3 separate regions of the Homo sapiens genome follow, and regions 1 and 3 are each linked to region 2. A link is a loop called in an ENCODE intact Hi-C map of the cell type or tissue named here. Cell type or tissue: heart left ventricle. All regions are shown on one strand. Region 1 overlaps LOC105373611 (a long non-coding RNA gene). Region 2 has its middle 7.3 kb from the start of HS6ST1. Region 3 has its middle 69 kb from the start of HS6ST1.

Region 1 (5,000 bases), 140 kb after region 2:
TAATCAGTGTGATATATTGTATTAATAGAATGAAGGAAAAAAACCCCACATGCATCTCAATAGATACAGGAAAAAAGTATCAAAATTAAATACTTTCTCATGATAAAAACACTAAGCAAACTAGGAAGAGAAGAAAACTTCCTTAACATGATAAAAGACATTTATGAAAAAAACCACAGCTAATATTATACTCAAAGATTGAAAGCCCATATCAGGAGCAGGACAAGGCTGTCCCCTTTCACTGTTTCTACTCAACCTTGTACTGGAGGTCCTAGACAGAGCAGTTAGCAAGATGAAGAAAGAAAAGGCACTCAGATTGGAAAGAATGAAGTGAAACGATTTCCATTTGATGATGACATGATTTTATAGGTTGAAAATCACAAATAAATCACAAATAACTACTAGAGGCAATAAACACATTTAGGCAAGTTGTAGGATACGAGGTCAATACATGAAAGTAAGTTGTGATTTTATAAACCAGCAGTGAACAATACGAAAGGAAATTAAGAAAACAATTTCATTTACAATTTTATCCAAAATATACAATACCTGGGATTAAATTTAATCAATGATGTGAAAGACTTGTACAGTGAAAACTATAAAACATTGCTGAAAGAAATTTTAGAACACTGAATTAAATAGACAGCGCATGTTCATGGAGCAATTTGTTGATTCAGTGCAGTCTCTATCAAAATTCCAATGACTTATTTCGCACAAATGAAAAAAACAAGCCTTGAATATGGAATTGCAAGGGACCCCAGGTAGCCAAAAAAATGTTGAAAAAGTAAAACAAAAACAAAGTGAGAGGAGTCACACTTTCTGATTGCAAAACTTATTACAAAGTTACAGTAATCAAAACAAACCAAGATTAGACGTGGAGTGAGAGAGACCTAGTGTCTCATCCCTTTTATCATTGTTTTGAGGATCCTCACCCCATACCGACTGCTGGTTGTTGGATGGAGACACTGGTCTCCTACTGGGGAGATCCCTTTGCTGGTGCTTCTCTGCACAGGGTAGCTCTTTTGGGGTCATCTCCTATGCTCAGCATTACTTCCCAGAGACCCTCTAGGATGAGGTGCGTTTGGACCCAAAGCAGTGCTTCTCTGGTCCCTGCCACTGGCATTGACTCCAGGTCACCAGTAGGGCCTTTCCTTAGGATAATGTAGTACATAGGTCCTAACAGGTGACCCTCACTTCACTTCTCAGGAAGCAGAGGTGGGGGTCTGGTTCCACACCCTCCCCAAGGCAGGGGTCTTTGTGCAGGCTGACCTATCATCAGCCTGCAAACCAAGGGTTCTAAAAGGTCACAAAAGTGCCAGCTATGCCTCCATTCCTCACTGCTCTACCTTGCAATAAACAAAACAAAACAAAAAACAATGCTACTTAGAAGGGCAGAAAATCCAGCTTCTATAGATTAAAATAAACACAGAAACACCATTTGAATATAATTTTGCATATCTGTATATGTAGGAAAATACCTAAATACCAACAATAAAGTAGGATTATAGACACTTTCAAATTTTCCTTGTATTTTCCTGCATTTTCCAATTTTTCAGAGTTGAGACCTATCCTTCTGGTGAGATGAAAACTATGTTATGAACTGGTTGGGGAGTGCATTTTCCTCTTATAGGGCTTAGTGTGGGGCTGGGCATCTACCGAGAGCCTCTGATGAATTTTACATTCAATCTGTGAAGCACTAAAGGAGGATGCTTAGGGTCTAAGCAAGGAAAGGCCTCACCAAAAGAGAACAGAATGCCGAAGGGGTCCTCCTGCTGCCCCCCTTCCTGCCCCCACTCCTCCAAATTGTCCCAGCCTCCTGATGTGTGAGTGCTGGGCGCTGGGAAGGAGCTGCCTGCAGAGGCCTGGGTGCAGGTGGAGCTTTGTTTTCCTGGGCTGGGCCAGGTTGTCCTCAGTGTTTGCCCTGTGGGGCAGTATGGGAGTGGCACCCTCCCCCTGGCTTTCTTCACCCGCCAGCCTCCCTCTCACTTTCCCTGGCATCAGAACTGAGACTCTGCACACCCAGCTTTGCCCCTGTGGGTTCCTCTGCCTGATGCCCACTTTCCCATGAAGCTGCTTGGGTGCTGCCTGTCTTCTTTGAGAAACCACTCTGGGACACTCCAGGAGAAAGAGCACCTGCCCCCTCAGGATGGTCCCCAAGCTAGTCTGCTGCTTCTGTTCCCTGTCTGTGGGTTCTGAGAGGGCAGGACCTCATCTGTCCTGCTGCCTGATGAATCTCTGGGGTGTGCAGTGCCAGGGGGCTTCTAGGAGCCCTGCCCTGCAGGGTGGGGAAGGTTATGACCTGGATACCAGCAGGACCTCACACATCTGTCCCCTGGGGAATGGCACATTGGTCCCATCCGTAATGTAGCTCTAAGAAGATTCATGTCACCCCTACACTTGCAGGATGAAGTGCACATCCCTGGCAGGGCCTTCAGGCCCTCTGGACTGACCTTTCTCCTGCTCTGAGGCCCTGGCCTTCTCAGGATGCTCCTCACCCTCATGCTGAAACCACCTTTGCAAATGTATGATAGTAAGAAAAATCTGACATGGTGGACTCCATCTTGCTTCTATGTCTTTGCTCATTCCTTGGTGGGTGTGGGCCAAGCTAACTTTGTGAGAATTTGATTTATAGTTTATTTTTTTATTTTTATTTTTTTTGATTTATAGTTTAAATGATAATAACCCTTCTCCCAAACTGTTCTTGTAAAACTAATGAAAATCCATCAAGTTAGGAGGATGAGAGGGGCTTGAATTTTCAATAATTACCAGTTCATTATTCTGGAGGTCATAAGACTTGCAACTTCCCCAATTATTCTTGCAGATAACATCACTATTGTAGAACCAAATGTTATGGGCTCTTCGGGATGTCACTTTTCTGGCTGGAAACCTCTGTAGCTGGAGATGCCTTTGCCCAAGTTTTGCTCAGGCCTGCTGGGCTCATTCCACCCACTTGGCCTAGCAGGCTGTGCTTGGCTCATGCTGCCAGCCTGGATCCCATGCCTGCCAAGGGCAAGCCAGGCATGGAGCAATAAGGGGTGTGTAAGTGAGTGAGCCTGGAGTCCAGCCACCATGCCCAGTCAGGCACACTGGCTGCTGCAGCAGGGTAGGCAGCTCCGGGTGCAGGCATGGGCACTGGCTCTCTGTGAGGTTGTGGCTGGACCAGGCACACCACAAGCAGCTTCCACGGCTGCCACTGGGGAACACAGTAGCACCTGGAAGCTTGGAGAATCCAGGAACTACAGGGCTCCAAAGAGGGAGTCACAGCCCTACTTCCAGGAACTCCTAGTCTGGGCTCCCCAAAGGGCTGCAGCTCTTCTCACCTTCTCACCTGCAATGTGGTGAGCAAGAGGCATGTTTTAGCCCTGTTTATGTTACAACTCTTTTAGACCTACCATTCAGCAGGTCCCAAGTTCTTGTCCTGTGTCCAGGAAGAAGGAGGCAAGCAGACTCCTAGAGTGAGTAGCTCCTCTCTGCAGATGGTTGTCTCAATGTCTGCTCAGCTCTGGCTGAGCCTGGGGCTTTTATGGGCTTCAAAAGGGAGAAAGTCCACGCCAGTTGGTCTGTGGTCAGCTGTTGGTAGCCATGGGCGGGCCCAGGAAAGACACCACAAGTTCCCACTCTGGTCCATGGGACTGGCAGCCCAGCCCCCAGTCTTCAGGCCCTCCCTGGCCTGAAGGTGGGGCCTCACTGGGAACCCTTCCCCATCCACCCAGGAGCCTCTCTGCCTCCTGCTGCCATTCATAGTGCCCAGGCTATTCATGCCAGGGGTGCCTGTAGGCCATCGCCGAGCTGCCTTCAGCCAACCCTTAACTTCCCTCCCATGCTTCTTGGCACCCAAAGTCCAGAGAGGGCCAAGCCAGCAGGGGGTTGGTGTGTCAGCACTGCCCTGAGTGTGCGCACACCCAGCTGGGCTATATCAGTGCCTGGGCTTGGCCCCAACCCCACTTGAAGATTGGAGTGGGAGCCAGGAGTCAGGAGAGGCCAGGCAGTGGGAGCAGACAACTCAGCCTTCAGGGGCAGGAGGGGGCCTTCTCGGGACCCTGAGAGTGCAAAGATGCCTGGCTCTGCAGCTGTGGCAAAGGCAGGGCTCCTGTCTGCTCCCGGTCCCTCCAAGAGCACAGGGAGGCCTGGTTTCGCAGCCACAACTTGGGCAGCTGTAGCTGCACCCGGGGAGCTCCCGCCCCACCAACTTGTAAGGGGCAGGGCTCCCACTTATCCCTGGCTCCTACTGGCTCTGTGGAGTGTGCAGTCCCAGCTGTGCCTCCCTGCTGGAACCAGCATGATGGCAGTGGCCTCTCCAGATGAGCCGCTGCTGCTGTCACTAAGTTTGGCCGTTTGAGATGTCTTTTTAGGTTTTCACATTTCTGATGACTGTGACTGGACCTGCAAGCCAGTCCTGTGGCCCCACCCAGCAGCCGACTCAGCACAAGAGGACAGCTTCCATTCCCTATGATTTCATCTCCGACCCAACCAATCAGCATGCCTCCTACCTTAGTCCCCTGCCCACTAAACTATCTTTGGAAAACCTCTAACCTTCAGGGAGATTGATTTGAGTAATAACTTTGTCTCCTCAATGGCGTGGCTGGCCTCACATCAACTAAATTCTTTCTTTACTGCAATATCATGGTCTTAGTGTGTTGATTTTGTTTGTGTAGCAGGCAGGAAGAACCCATTGGCTGATTACAACACTAGCAGCATTTTTGGCCTGGAGTGTCCTCTTCTGTTGCTCAGCTGACACAAGTCATTCAGGCCTCAGGCCAGGCCTGAACATCTCCTACCCTGGGACACCTTCACAGCCTGCCTGGCCAGGAGGGCCTACTGGAGCTCACCTGTACCTGGTGCTAACCCTGTGGACAGTCATAGGCTGATGGCCAAGCGATGCCTGAGAGCACATCTGCACTCTGCCTGAGGGAGGCCTGGCTGGGAGAGGACAGGCCAGTAGTGCCTGAGGAGTGGGTGACTTCCCATTGACCATGTTCCTGGGGCATAGCAGCTCATTC
Region 2 (5,000 bases):
GACACAATGATGGCTTTATGGAGCAGGCCCTGCCCGCCCCTGTGGCACTGTGGGGAGGGGGCTCACCTGTCCCTAGGCCAGGGCTCAGCACGGCAGCGGTAAACCTGGCTGGCCTTGACACTTCCTGGAATCTCTCAGTGACCACGTTTCTTTTTGCACCAAATAGCTATGGTTCTTGCTGTTCGTTTCTCTCCCTGCCCTCCTTTAAGAAGGAGAGTTCGTGGGAATTAGACACTCAGGGTTGGGGGAGGGTAACCTTGGCTCCTGGTGGGAGGAGTCTGCGTCCTTCTCTGGGCCCAGGGCCTATGGGGCAGCAACAGCATCTCCTCTATTCTCAGAGCATCCAGGGACAGGGTCACACCATGGGTGTGTGGTACACCAGGTCGTCCACCTGGCTGAAGGCCTGGGCTGGTGACAAGTGCTGTGGTGCTGTTCAGGCCAGCAGAAAAGAGGGAGGCACATTTCTGTCAGCAGACGGGATGGGGTATGGCTCACACCTGCTGGGCTGGAGGCTGTGCTCCACCCAGGGCCTCAGGCTGTGTCTTTGACAACAATAATCACCCTATGGGCAAGGTCTGCGTGCTGAGCCCTTGTCAGTCACATCTCTTATAATCCAACAGCAGCTCTGTGGGCCTCTCCTTACAGATGGGGAGGCTGAGCCCCAGGGACATGAGGCCACTTGCCAAGGTCACAGAGCCAGTGGGTGCTCAGCTGAGGCCGCGAGGCTGGGAGAGGCACCCCTCAGGTAAGGGGGCTGGAGAAGGGAGTCCACACCAATGCCACCCACGTCTATACCGTCGTGACTGCCATGCAGTCTTGACCAGCCTTGGGCCGGGTGAGGGCCTCCTGGTACGTGTTTTGCCCTTGACTTTGGCTTTTGGGTGACTGGGGTTGGGACACTCCTCCTACCCTCAGGCTGGTCCCTGGAGGGACCACCTGGGCTGGGGGCCAAGGAGGAAGGTCTCAGCCTCAGTTGTAGGAAAACAAAGTTAAACATTATCATTAGGAGTAAAGGTGCTATGTTCACACCCCAGCTCTGTCTAACCAGCTGTGTGGCCTTCACCAAGTTACTTAACCTCTCTGAGCCTTGGTTTCCTCATCTGTAAAGTGAGGATAATAATGGGACCTACTTCATAGGGTCATGGTAAGCAATAAGCAAGCAAACGCTTATTCCACAGCCCTGTCTACGCCAAGGGCTAGGTATTCCTACTGTCGATTTGTGGGAAGCACCCTATCAGCATCCGCATATTCAAAACCAGCTACTCGGCTTCTCCTGTGTGCCAGGCCCTCCTGTGCGCTGGCCTCCTCTGTGCATGATTGTATTCAGTGCTCTCGGCTGCCCTATGGGCATAATTCCCTCATTTCTCAGGTCAGGGAGCTGAGGCTGAGCAGAGGATAGTGACTTGGCCAAGGGGACAGTGTCCCCTCCCTGGTGAGAGCCTTGGTTGAGGGTCCTCTCCACCTTCCCATTTCCCGACTCCCAGCCCTTGGAGAAACCCAAGTCCTGGGCTCCTGGGCAGAGCCTAGCCCCCAGCCCCCAGCCCGGCCTGGACCACGTCCTCCTGCCGGGTGGGGTTGTAAGGTGCCCTGCTGCTGGGCTGTTCCTCCTGTCCTAGGGTCTTGACGCGCTTACCTTCCTCTTCCATCTTTCCACGCCCTCCTTTGACTCTATCTCTGGTGCCATTTCCAGGGTTTGTAGCTGAGCTTAGAAGAGGGGAGCTGGAGAAATGGGTCTATACCTCCTTGTCCAGACCAGAACTCAATCATAGCTTTTTCTTTTTATCTGCTCCCATCTTCTTGAGAGCCCATCCCACTGTGTGGCAGAGAAAACCTGTATTACTTCCATCCTGTAATCCCAGTCTGATCCAATAATTGTTAGGCTCTATTTGATTTCTTGACTTTTGTTTACGAAGAGTTTAAATTCACACAGAAGTAGAGAGGGTAGCACAGTGAGCCAATTCCTGCCCTTACCCGGAGTCTCCGGCTTCCACGGCTGGCAGCACGTGCCTGTCCCTGCTGCAGCCTGCCCTCTCCAGCGGAGCACCAAAAGCCAACCCAGGACAACACAGGCTTTCCCTGCTAGTGCTGCCCTCTGCTTTCTAGCTTCAGGTCACCCTCGGGCCCTGTCTCAAGGCTGCTTGGTCCCTACTCACACACCCCAAGAGAATGTGTGGTCTTCCGAGATCTGAATTCTTTGGGAGTCCCAGAGGGCCCCAAAGCAAGAGCAAAGGGCGAGGTTCATAGGCAGCGGCTGGCCCCGGTGTGAGCTGGCCACTGTCCAGCTAGGGAGGCTGATGGAGCCTGCTTGGCGTGCCATGGGCACAGGCACCAGGCCTGCAGCTGGCAGGACTCTGGGCCTTACCACAACCCCCAGACCTGGCTGTCATGGGAAAAGCCCAGCCCCGGTGGGCCATGGGGGGGCCAGCCTGCCCCTGCCCATACCTCAGTCAAGCTCTGCATCCCCATTTGAGGCATAAGAAGCCTCTGGGCTCTATTTCTGCCACAGAGAAACCCAGGAAGGACAAACTCAGCCCCTCTGCTCCACCGTGTCTATCCTGCTGGGCCTGCCCTGCAGAGCAGCCTATACCCAGAGGCTCCTAAGGGCAGACAGAGCCCCTCACAGACACCTCTGTATTCCAGGACATCTACTCCTATCTTGAAATATTAAGAGATAAAAGATTTACAAAATCCTCATCTCAACAAAGTCTGCCTTTCAAGCCCGTGGGCCAGGTGCAAACTCAGAAAGCCTGGTTTTGGAATTCTAAAGCCGAGTTTTCATTCTTGAGAGTCCAGGCCGCCTGAGGCAAAAAGATGCCTCCTGCAGAAGAGGGAGGTGGCAGGACCAGGAGATGCAAATGAGATGGGTGTATTCACATATTTCAAACAATGTGATCAAGTTGTACAGAACTGAACACACACACACCAATGAGAGCAGGCAGAACTGGGGAAATCTGAACAAGGTTGCTGCTGTCCCCGTGTTATAGCCTGCTTGAAATACTGTGCTGTATTTCCACAGGATGTTAGCCACTTGCCACTGGGGGAGACTGGTGAAGGAACTCAACTGCGTGCAAACCCACAGTTATAATAAAAAGTTTAACGTGAAGAAAAGCACATCTGACCAGGTGCAGTGGCTCCCGCCTGTAATCCCAGCACTTTGGGAGGCCGAGGCGGGCGGATTACCTGAGGTTGGGAGTTTGAGACCAGCCTGACCAACATAGAGAAACCCCGTCTCTACTAAAAATGCAAAATCAGCTGGGCATGGTGGCACATGCCTGTAATCTCAGCTACTTGGGAGGCTGAGGCAGGAGAATCGCTTGAACCCGGGAGGTGGAGGTTGTGGTGAGCCGAGATTGCGCCATTGCACTCCAGCCTGGGCAACAAGAGTGAAACTCTGTCTCAAAAAAAAAAAAAAGAAAGAAAGAAAAGTACATCTGCGTCTGGAGGGAGTGGGCATCACGGTGCCAGTCTCCTGGCCCTGTGAGGCCTACAGGGTGCACCGTGTGGGCCCTGCCCACCTGCCGTCTGATCAGTACTCATCAAAGGTGGGTATGAATGATGGAAGAGCAGTCCTGTCCAGGCACCTGCTCTGTTCGCCCGAGACTCCCTGTGACTGCAGCCCAGTGCTGGCCTGCGCCTCCCAGCCTTGGCCTGTGGGGCCTGGTCTGGCTTGCTGCCCTGGCTGGGACTGCCAATGAGAGGGGCAGTCCTGCTCCCAGGTTCAGGCAAGTGGCACAGGCCCAGTCCAAGCACCCTCCGACCATCCTCCGCCATCTCTAGCCCTCTGGTTTTTGTGCCCCTTTTACCAGGATTTTACTTCCCCAGCAGGGCTAGGCCCTGGGCAAAGAGAATCAGATGGATAACTTTGAAATGCTGGCTCCAGGGCCAGCCAGAGTCTGTAGGGGGCCTCTTGTAGGGGGCCTGGGCACCAAGTTTGAAATGCTTGTGAGTGATTGTGACATGGAGCTAGGGCTGAGAACACCCATTCCACCTGCCCACCTGTCCCTGGAACAGGGGTGGTGGCTTGGGCCTGGCTCTATGCTGGGCTGGAATCTGTAGGAGCTAGTGGGCAAGCCTCCTTCCAGGAGCTAGGCTCAGGGGAGGAGAGTGGCCGTTTTATTCCTGCCCTGCAGCCACGTCACCCGCCCCCTTCAGATGCACCCATTTCCCACTGTAGCACCTGGGCCTGGGCTGGGGCAGAGTGGAATAGCAAGCTGAAGCGTATTCAGTTTCTGAAATTTTTAACAGGTGGATTTTTTTTTTTTGTAATTATCAACTCTGGAAAACATTTAAACTGTAGGGAAGTAGAAAACTGTTGTAAGGAAAAAATGCCATTCATCTATACTTTAATTATTTAGAATGAACTCCTAATGATGTTTTTATTTCTTTCTGGTCTTTTTTCTTTTGCATGTTCATGTAGCAGTTGAGAGCACACCACATGCATGGTGTTGAATCTTGCTTTATTTCGCTTAATATTTTATCCCAAGCATTTTCGTAAATTGCTAAGAATAACTTCATAAACATAATATTTGACTACTCAATATTTCCAATTTTGGACATACCATAATTTACTTCACTGTTTCCTTAGTGTTGGGCCTTTACACTTCTTTGGTATTTCACTTTTTTGTTTCTGATTGTTCATTTTTTTCTCATTTAAAAGAATGCTGTAAGGAACACTCTTATGCACAAATTGTTGTCTGCATTTCAGGCTTTTTTGGATACTTTATTAAAGGAGCATTTGCTGGACCAAATGGGGGCTGGGGGGAGGAATCATTTGAAGAGCCTTAATTCTTAGTGCCAAGCTCCTTTCCAGGATGGTTCAAGTTTGGCCTCCCATAAGCAGTAAATGGCAGTGCCGCCTCACCCCCTTACAGCATAGACTATTGTCATTTCTTAAAATCTTTCTGAATTTGAAAAGAGCAAAAAATTTATTTATTTATTTATTTTGAAATGCAGTCTTGCTCTGTCGCCCTGGCTAGAGTGCAGTGGTGCCATCTTGGCTC
Region 3 (5,000 bases), 61 kb after region 2:
TTAGGGACGTGGACCTCCGACAGGCTGGGAAGCCCAGTGCCCACCAGTGCCTGAGACCCTCTGGAAACCACGGCGGGCCGCCAATGGAGGGCAGATGGGACAACAAACTTCCCTCCCCTCTGTCTCTAATCGAATCTGGTCTAATCTAATCTAAATGAATCTGTCTCAATCCATTTCTGACCTACCGCATGCCCTACATTTCCAAAGTTACTATTTGCCTTGGGGAAATGGGTTGGTAATGCCTGTGTGTGTGCATGCGTGTGTGTGCACACACAGGTCGGGGCACGGCGCTCAGGCTGTTAAGGGGCAGGAGATAAAGCTCTGTCTTCTGCTGTCCCTGACTGGGCAGTAGCTTCCACTGAGCTCCATTTGTGTTGCTAAGAATCCAGGCTCCAGGAGCCCCCAGCTCGTGGTGGTGGTCATCTTTCTGGGGCCAGGATGTGAGAGATGGCATCCCACCCCAGGTACATAGCAGAGCCCAGGGATGGCCTGGACAGTCTTCCACCCCACGACCCCAGAGCAAGCCCCAAACATAGTGTTTTCCATTTCAGATTGGAGACTCGTTTCCTCCATCCTGCATGTTGCTGGATAAGAGAAATACTTTGCATTTAATAGGATGTGATGTATTAGAAAATTTGGATCAACTAGGGGTAATACCTTTGCATTTCCCCAAGTGCTTGGAGATGTCTTACCTCATTTTGTCTGCTCTTGGACTAAGTGTCTGCCATGGAAATAATTTTCAACTTCTGTTTCAAAATGGTGGACTGAACTTAAGCTCCTCCCTCTAGAAATTATTTTAAAAGGAAACTAAGTAAATACACAAACGTGATCAAAAACAAACATGAGAACCCTCAGGGCACCAGACATTGCAAGGAATCCCTGCCAAGAAGAGAGCAGGCAGGGTTGGACGTACAGCGGCACGCTGCAGGGGCTGAGGAAGAGTACTGGAGAGGCAGAGGCCCGCAGGCAGGGCGTGGATCCACCCAAGAGGGAGGCTTAGCAGCTGCCTCCGAGGATCCATCTGGGCGCCCCAGCGGTGGCAAGTGGGAGCTGATAAGGTGCTTTTCCCCCTACTTCGCCCAGGCAGCAGTGATAGGGGCATCTGACTCCTGCTGGGAACAGGGATCTCGCCTTAGGGACAGGACGGTGCCCAAGGGCATGATGGGGGCTAGGTGGAACGGTGTCTTAGGTTGGGCTGCTGTAACAAAGCGCCACAGGCTGGGTGGCTGAAAGCGCAGAAATGCATTTCCTTAGGGTTCTGGAGGCTGGGAGTCTGCGATGAAGGTGTAGGTGAGGCTGGTTCCTTCTGAGGCTGTGAGCAAGAATCTACCGTGCTCCTCTGCTGGCTTCTGGTGGTTTGCTGGCCATCTTCGGCATTCCTTGGCTTGCCTCACTCCAGTCTGCCTTCATCTTCACAGGGTGTTCCCTCTGTGTGTGCATCTGGTTCGGAATTTTCCTGTCTGTTGTCTAAGGATACTAGTGAGATTGGATCAGGGCCCCTACATACCCCAGCACGACCTCATTTTTTTGAGACAGGAGTCTTGCTCTGTCGCCAGGCTGGAGTGCAGTGGTGCGATCTTGGCTCACTGCAACCTCTGCCTCCTGGGTTCAAGCGATTCTCCTGCCTCAGCCTCCTGAGTAGCTGGGACTACAGGCGTGTGCCACCACGCCCGGCTAATTTTTGTATTTTTAGTACAGACGGGGTTTCACCATGTTGGCCAGGATGGTCTTGATCTCTTGACCTCATGATCCACCCACCTCGGCCTCCCAAAGTGCTGGGATTACAGGTGTGAGCCACCGTGCCCAGCCAGCATGACCTCATTTTAACTTAACTAATTCTATCTGTAACAACTCTATTTCTAAACAAAGTCACATTCTGCAGACCTGGGGGTTAGTACTTCAACATATGCATTTTAGGGGGACACAATGAACCCATAAGAAAGAGGGCTGCCCAAATTTAGAAAAGGAGCTGTAGAAGTGTCCCCACCGATGGTACTTCCTGCTCCTCCCTGTTCACTGCAAAGCTCCCACATCTGCCCCCAGGCAGGCCTCTCACACTGAAGCAGACCGAGTGATTGGACCTCCACTACCAAGATTGCTGGAATTAAGAATCACCGAGGCAGGGCGTGGTGGCTCACGCCTGTAATCCCAGCACTTTGGGAGGCTGAGGCGGGCAGATCACCTGAGGTCAGAAGTTCGATACCAGCCTGGCCAACATGGTGAAACCCCATCTCTACAGAAACACAAAAATTAGTCCAGTGCTTCTTAAATTGCAATATATGCATGTTGCCTGGGTCTTCAATGCTGGTTGTGATCCTGAGACTGCATTGCTCACAAGCGTGTGGGTGGTGCTGATGCAGAGTGTGGGTCTGTGGCCCACACTCTGAGTAGCCAGGCTCCAGCACAGTTTCTCAGCGCAACCTTCTAATGACAGGGCACTCTTCAGCGCCACCTATCCTATCATCCAGCGATGTGCTGAATTTCTCATTGCCAAGCTCTATTAATTCATTCTTTTTCATAACCTCTTATTCTTATTTCATGGATGCAACATTTTCTTTGTCTCTCAGGGAATAATAATTATTCCTACTTTTAAAGGTCTAATTTCTTTATTACTTTATTTCTCTGGGAGTGAGTTTTTCCTAAAGGGATAATGAGATGGAAAATGAAAAAACAAAGTTGAGACATGGAGATACCTTCTGAAACTCAAGCATTCCTCTACGTGGATGTGCCAGAGGGAAAGAACAGAACAAAGGAGGGTAGACACTATTTAAATAAAAATATATAAGAATATTACATAACAAACAAAAAAGCCCAAATCCTCAGGTTGAAAAGGAGGAGAAAATGTCAAGCAAGACAAAAACAGATGAGCAACCAAAAAAGTGACATAGCTGGTCACCTATATTGAAATTTCAGAACATGAGTGATAAAGGACTCCCAGAAAAAACAAAACCCAAACTAAAAACAGAAAAAAAGGAACTTTACCACAAAAACATGAGAATCAGATGACATCAGTCTCTCATTAAGAAAATTGCTATAGGGAATGGGGCAAGGCCTTCAAAGTGCAGGGATACAATAACGTCTCTGAGTATTGAACTTCATACTCAAAATCGATTTTGTATGATAGCACTGTAAGGGCAATTTAGGACATAGAAAGACCCAGGAAATCAATCACACATGCCTCTCTGAAAGAATTAATAGAGGGTTAATTCCAGCAATAAGAAAAATGAATCCAGGATTCCGTTTTTTCCAGTGTAATGTGAGTGTAAGAAAACTGAGGCTTAGCAAGGCTGAGTAAACTACCTGTGGTCACACAGCTCAAAAGTGGCAGGGCTGGGCCTCAAAGTCAGGTTTGTGTGCTTGTAAAGGCTTTAGAGCTTCTGCTGCATCAGCAGTTTCTTACCAGAAACATCTGTGGCCCTTGCCCTAAATTCAGATTCCAGAGCTATAAAATCAGCCTTCAGGGGTGGGTCCAGGCTTCTGCACTGTCGGGCTTCAGAGGAAGTTCTCAGCCAACCTGCCAGGTGCAGTCCGGGGAAGCCCTCTACCATGCTGAAAAGAGACTTAGGTGACTGAAGGACAGGAGCCTTGAGTGCTGGGGAGCCTAGGAGGAGGGCGTCCTCACGGGGTGGAGTGGGATGAACCAGAACAGAGACAGGAAGATAAACAGATCCAAATGTGCTGTGGACGGGACTCACTCCCACCTGTCCACGCTGCCGCGTCCTGCCAGCCCAGCTAGTAGTAGTTCTCCTTCTCCAGTCTTGACGGCATGTTTGCAAACTCTAGGACTCTGAGGTGTCCTTGCAGGGATTAAAACTCTGACTAGGTGTCTTAGTCGGCTTGGGCTGCCATCACAAAATACCATAGTCAGAATGGCTTCAACAACAGACATTTATTTTCTCACACTTCTGGAGGCTGGGAAGTTTGAAATCAGTGTGCCAGCAGGGGTGGGTTTGGTGAGGACTCTCTTCCTGGCTTGCAGACAACTGCTTTCTCGCTGTGTGCTCATATGGCATCTCTTCTCATAAGGACACTATTCCCATCATGAGGGCCATACCCGTATGACCCCATCTAACCCTCATTTCCTTCAAAGGCCTCATCTCCAAATACCATCACATTGGGGATTAGGGGCTTCAACATGTAAATTTGGCAGGGGTGGGGGGATGCTAATATTCAGTCCACAGCACTAAGCGTGCACACAGCAGGGATGGCGTCAGCTCAGTCATCACTGCAGCATTATGATGCTAATCGTATCTACAAAATCACCCAAACTTCTCCATCACCCTCTGCTTGTCCTTTGGGGCTGGCCCCATCTGGGTGACTGGTCTCCTGCTCTGCCTGTGCTCCCGTGCATATGCAAAGAGCAGAATTCTCTCGCATCCCCACACATGCACAGCCTTCCTTTAGTGCCGGCTTGGCTGTGCTGCCTGCCATCCACAGCATGCAGTGGCCCGGGGGGTCCCCAGGCCCAGCTCGGCCTGACCATGTGCATCGTCTATGGCTGCGCAGTCTCGTGGAGCCAGGGTGCTGAGGTACCCTGGCTGAAAACCTCTCGTCTGGGGCTCGGAATGCTTGTGGACTCCCTAGGGGACTCTGTTGGGGGCCCACTGGATATGAGCAGAAGCCAAACTAGTGGAGCATATCCCATCTTCATTTCCCAGTTTTGTTTGGCTTTGCGTGTGTGGGAAAATCATGCTGGTTACAATCTTGGGTTATTATTTGGAGACTCACGGCTGGGGGAGAATTTCATTTCTCAGTTGGCCCAAGCCCTGCTGGAGTTTATGAGCCTGGGACTAAACGCTGAATCAAAATTGAAGCAAGGAGCTTATTCTTGGCAAAAATACATTTTCCTCTTCCTTGAGAAAAAGAGTACTAAAATGACTTATAAGAGGTTAAAAAAAGAGCCTTGTGGATGTTAAAAATTCTTGCAAAAACATGTTTTTAATGATTTGAGTGTAAATTAATAAGAAACAAATGCATAGTATTTTCTTTCCTAGACTATG

The links. Hi-C counts contacts between places; a loop is a spot of excess contacts. Peaks named below come from ENCODE experiments on the same cell type or tissue, not always from the same donor. Only the 100,000 strongest peaks of a DNase experiment are listed, where the experiment ranks them.
Region 1: it touches region 2 in a loop (6-fold over the local background); 15 of 110 quality-filtered maps call a loop at or near these places.
Region 3: it touches region 2 in a loop (2.2-fold over the local background); 10 of 110 quality-filtered maps call a loop at or near these places.

Annotation. Positions count from the first base shown.
Region 1 is chr2:128,463,501-128,468,500 of GRCh38, forward strand. The region is part of intron 1 of LOC105373611 (a long non-coding RNA gene); the gene reads left to right. Among named protein-coding and RNA genes, the nearest start is that of HS6ST1, 150 kb to the left of the region's middle. In heart left ventricle, no CTCF peak of the experiment used is centred here; DNase peaks (open chromatin) are centred at 3,051 and 3,921; H3K27ac peaks cover 1,946 bases.
Region 2 is chr2:128,323,717-128,328,716 of GRCh38, forward strand. No RefSeq gene overlaps it. Among named protein-coding and RNA genes, the nearest start is that of HS6ST1, 7.3 kb to the left of the region's middle. RefSeq lists an enhancer at 1-119. In heart left ventricle, a CTCF peak has its summit at 2,095; DNase peaks (open chromatin) are centred at 2,102 and 2,333; H3K27ac peaks cover 976 bases.
Region 3 is chr2:128,385,210-128,390,209 of GRCh38, forward strand. No RefSeq gene overlaps it. Among named protein-coding and RNA genes, the nearest start is that of HS6ST1, 69 kb to the left of the region's middle. RefSeq lists enhancers at 1-479, 3,796-4,453. In heart left ventricle, no CTCF peak of the experiment used is centred here; no DNase peak of the experiment used is centred here.